2 separate regions of the Homo sapiens genome follow, and region 1 is linked to region 2. Evidence: read pairs that join two places in POLR2A ChIA-PET (ENCODE). Cell type or tissue: MCF 10A. All regions are shown on one strand. Region 1 overlaps MBNL1 (muscleblind like splicing regulator 1). Region 2 overlaps MBNL1 (muscleblind like splicing regulator 1).

Evidence for each region. ChIA-PET counts read pairs that join two places held together with the same protein. Peaks named below come from ENCODE experiments on the same cell type or tissue, not always from the same donor. Only the 100,000 strongest peaks of a DNase experiment are listed, where the experiment ranks them.
Region 1: POLR2A ChIA-PET joins it to region 2 with 12 read pairs; 8 of 35 experiments call an interaction of 5 or more read pairs at or near these places.

The regions. Positions count from the first base shown.
Region 1 is chr3:152,357,905-152,360,404 of GRCh38, forward strand. All of the region lies in intron 2 of MBNL1 (muscleblind like splicing regulator 1), which reads left to right. Among named protein-coding and RNA genes, the nearest start is that of MBNL1-AS1, 90 kb to the left of the region's middle. In MCF 10A, no CTCF peak of the experiment used is centred here; no DNase peak of the experiment used is centred here.
Region 2 is chr3:152,298,161-152,300,660 of GRCh38, forward strand. MBNL1 (muscleblind like splicing regulator 1) reads left to right here. Exons shown (of 10, transcript NM_021038.5): 2 at 1,245-2,207. The coding sequence starts at 2,034. Among named protein-coding and RNA genes, the nearest start is that of MBNL1-AS1, 30 kb to the left of the region's middle. In MCF 10A, no CTCF peak of the experiment used is centred here; DNase peaks (open chromatin) are centred at 641 and 961.

The DNA.
Region 1 (2,500 bases), 60 kb after region 2:
AGGAAGAAAACTCATTGAAATAAATATGGGGATTTCAGGGGTCCATGGAGCAGAACACACTTGAAAAGGTCAAAATGAAGTTAGAAGGGTGTGTGTGTGTGTGTGCGCACGCACGTGCGTGTATCTGTGTCTGTGTGTGTATAAATTAAGGAATGAGTATGCTTGTAGGACGTATTTAAGAAAAAGGGGGTTTGTTAATTTTAGTCTTCTAAATTTTACACACTACATCAGTGAGGACAGTTTCAGGTATCCCATGAAGAGCGAAATGTGTATAAAGAGAGATTTTTTTAAGCTTAAAAGACAAATTATGATTTCTGAAGTTTTGAAGTCATATAAAAGTTTATTCACTTCTTATAAATATGTTATTATCTTTGATTAGTGATATTTTATTAAAGGTACTTCTCATTTTTATTCATATTTAAACATAAATGTGTTGATGAAGATAGTGATGGTAATGTTAAATCATTGGCTTCTTGAGAATTGTGTAGTCCTGGTATGTGAGAGAAAAAAAGACAATAAATGATAAGTGACTCATTAGGATAAAGGATAGAAAAGAGAGCAAGAAATATTTGAAAAATATGTATTTCATTTACTGTTAAATATCCAGTTCAATTAGTTTTCCCTGCAACTAGATCTATTTCCTTTGCTGTTAAGGAGAATGAATTGAGATATCCAACTGATGACATTCTGTTTTTCATTTTTTCCTTTTATTCATGTTGCTAAAGCATGCTTTGCTTCTTCCCTGATTATGGATTACATAAGGAAGCACTAGTTTAACTATCTTTTCTAAAAAAGTAACTAAGGGATTCACATCAGTTAACCTCTGAATTACAAAGGAAATGTTGTGGACATTATTATTATTACTATTATTATTATTATTATTTTAATAGAGATGGGGTCTCACTATGTTGCCCAGGCTGGTCTCAAACTCCTGGGCTCAAGTGATCTTCCCACCTTGGCCTCCCAAAGTGCGGGAATTACAGGTATGAGCCACCGTGCCCAGCCTCATCTGGTTTTTAAAGTAATAAATACACATGCTTTAGGAAGATATCAGTTGCTTAAAAGTACATTAACAATTAATTTCCCTTGAAGGGGAAACAGTTTGACTCATTCAAAAGCTAGATTTACTGCTTATGAACAATGACTAATTATTTCCCTGAAGATTAAAACCTTATATCCCTGAAATAACACAATTTAAGTTTATATGCCTATTATATTATTTGAGTTTAACTACATGTATAAGCAAGAAATTGTTTTTGCATTCTTCTTTGCTGTCACTAGCAGAAGAAACTATATGTATTTTGACCTAGTAAGTTTCAAGTCATTTGATTTAAAAGGAGAATCCAAATGGATTTGCTTATCAACAGATTGCCAAACTAAAATTTAAAAAATAGTATCTCCATTTCTCACATAATTTTTATTTAAATATTATTCAAGTCTAAAATTCCATCTATTATTTATCACACAATTCTTAGTTGACTCCTGACTGTCTAGGTGAGATGGATCCAGTGGTATCCTGGTAAATGTTTACCAACCTGCTCTTATGGGGGTGGGGAAGGAGACACTGATTTGTCAGGTTTGCTGATTTCTGTGGTGCAGGCACTAATATCACAGACTTAAAGCTACCTAAGTGAAATCACTAAATGTGGAGGTAAGAAGAGATGCTCCCAATCAGCTATTGCCAGCCAGTGTAAGCTGGCTCCTGCACATTCCTGGAGAGGCCAAGATTTGAGAATCCCAGGATTTTCATTCTGGGATTTGAGAGAGGAGTATAATAAAAGATAAGGGATGGTTCTAGATATCTCTGATGGTGTTAATTAATGTGATTGCTACATGTGAGCATAGGTGCTCCAGGCCCTTTCTTCTATTCAGATAGAAAATTCCTCAGTGATTCATAGTGGTTTTAAAAGCTAGGAGAGAGTTCAGACATTAGGTAAATCATCCCTGTTTTATGGTGCCTATCTTTTCTTCATCTGCAGTTAGACCAGTCTCACTATAAAATACAAAGCACAATAATACACAGAAGCTATTTACAAGTGAGATTTAAAAATTATACTTACTGCCTTTTGAAAACATTGGGCTTTTTCCTCTCTGTTCAGCTTTGCCCAGGATACCTGTTAGACAAGTCTTCAGTATATTCTTTTGGCTTTGTCATGTCAACCACATACCTTGGCCAGGTCTCTGATGATTTCCAAATGTTTAATCATCCTAATTTGTGATATCCTTGTTCTGTCACTTTTTTAGTATCTTCAGCCTAACGTGTCTTGAATAGGTCTTTGGTCTGTGCTTATAATCAGGTTAGTAGTCCTGTCGTTTTTCCCTCCTCCAATAAATCTTTCATATTTTAAAGGAAAAGCAGCTTCCTTGTTAAACCAATCATAACAAAAGCCCCACACCCTTATCCCAAACCTTCGTGGTTAAGATTAATGATAGCTGAAAATCATATACCCGTTTAATAATTATCTTGGTAATGTTAATAAAAATTTTAATTGTTTTCATT
Region 2 (2,500 bases):
AATAGAGCAATTTTGGCTCATGAAGAAGTATCATCAAATACTAGTTATCATACTGTGTCATTGCCTCTTTAAAATGTGAAAATTTTACTTTTTAAAGCCTTGTTTTCCTCATTGGCAACATTCAAACAAAAAATAAAGAAGAAAAATCCTGATAGAAAAAGTAAGTTGTTAAAAGTAAAAATGCCCTGCTCTAAGAAGTAGTCTTGTGGTGCTGAGTTAACTGATCATCAGGCAACAGGGGATCCCTCATCCCCCACCCTCCAGCTTTGTTTGGAATTGTACTTCTGAAGTGCATCACGCTGCTCAAATCAAATTGCTCACTTAATATTTAATGTTTCTGCGATGGAATCACTTTCTCCCTTGAGGTTGACTTCAGATTTACCAGACACACTGACAACACTGTACTCCTTATTTTCCCCACATGACCTCAGCTTCTGCTTTAAAAATGTACGAATAAAGGATGCTTTTGTTCATATCTTGCCTGCCTGTGATATATTGACAAAGTGTCTGCGGGCTCAATGGAATAGTTTTACAGTATGAGTGCTGTTTTCAGTGGAGGGGCAGGACTTGGGCTTTAGAAGGAAGTGAATTGGATAGGTCAGGAGAATGTACCATTTGTAAACACCCCTTTCCTTTTTTATTCACGTGTCAGGACAGCAGGAGCAGGCTGTTCAGTGCCCGTCCCTGCGCAGAGCCGGAGGGAAAGCAGCTTGGAAGTCAGCTGCAATTTTTAAACCTTGCTTTTTATTCCCTGGTAATGATCTTCAAGTGCTTAGACTTGTCTGAGAAGCTGTTTTGAAACTAACATGGTTTAGTCCACTAACTGCATGTTGGGTAAATTCAAAACCCACATGCTCGTCCTCTTGCAGTGGAATAAGTCACATCTGATGGACATTTTCTGTGCTTATAGCATAGTAATGAACGTCTGACAGGCGCGACCTTTCATAAGACAACCCACACTATTGGCTTTCTGCCCAGAATATTGCTGCAACACTATCTGTGATTGGTTATCTCTCTATCATGCATTGCTTCACAAGGGGAAACGGCCCCTTTTTTTAATAAATCTACGATGGCTGGCTGCAATATGCCTCACTGTAAGTATTTTGTGTATGTATGTGTGGGAGAGAGAGAGAGAGGCTGACTTGAATATTACTTAGTCTGGTATCACATGGCAAGGTTGTGATACTGTAGGACATCAGTGAAGTGCTACTTAGTAAATCTTAACCTATCTCTTTTTTCTACAGGTTGGTACTAAGAAGTGCCTTTCCTGACGTCTCTGCTGCTTGGAACCGCTTCTAGAGCAGTCTCTGCTTTTGCCTTGCTTGCTGCCAGCTAGACTGTGACGACAGCACATCCACCCTCCACCTCTAGCCCAGACACCCCCATTTCTACTTATAATCAAGAGAAAAGCTCTAAGTATCTGGCATTGCCCTAGGCTGCTTTAGTGTTAAAAGAAAAGTTTGCTGAAAAAGTAAGATATCTTCTGCCAGGAAATCAAGGAGGAAAAAAAAAATCATTTTCTCGATTTTGCTCTAAACTGCTGCATCTGTCTATGCCAAACTAATCAATACCGATTGCACCACCAAACTCCATTGCAAATTCAGCTGTGAGGAGATTCCCTTTCAGACAACTTTGCTGAAAGCAGCTTGGAAATTCGGTGTCGAAGGGTCTGCCACGTTTTCATGCTTGCATTTTGGGCTCCAAATTGGCACTGGGAAGGGGTTACTGAGAGCACAAGGCTGATACCAGGCCCTACTTTTAAACGTTCATCTACTTACAATCCTAGTATTTCTCTAAAAACCAAAACCTCTTTGAATTAACAGTTTCATGCTGTGAATTTCTAGTGGGAGATCTTTTCCTTGATATTGACGACACAATTTTCCATGTACTTTTAAAGCAGGGAGTGGGGAAAAGTATTTTGAGGGGACATTTTCATCATCAGTTCAGCTTTTTTTTTTTGGTTGTTGCTCTTTTTTGGGGGGGTTGGGTTTGTTGGTTTCACTGAAACATTTAACTACCTGTAAAATCTAAACATGGCTGTTAGTGTCACACCAATTCGGGACACAAAATGGCTAACACTGGAAGTATGTAGAGAGTTCCAGAGGGGGACTTGCTCACGGCCAGACACGGAATGTAAATTTGCACATCCTTCGAAAAGCTGCCAAGTTGAAAATGGACGAGTAATCGCCTGCTTTGATTCATTGAAAGTGAGTAACTATTATATTCTTTTAAGGATATTCAATGATTGAATGAGGGGTATATGGACATACAGTTCTCTGCATATGGGATTATGGATTGCTTTGTTCATAGTTTAGTTATACAGTGTGTTGATGATGTTGGGCTGGGGAACTTTACGAGAAGCAGTAGAATCAAGTCTGGCCAAACTTTGTTATGAATAACTTTATCAGTCCTTTCACTGCATGTTTTTTTTTGCTAGGGCAGAAAGTGTTGACATATTTTTCACTTAGTAATGGCAAAGTGTCTGTCTGTCCCTGGAAAT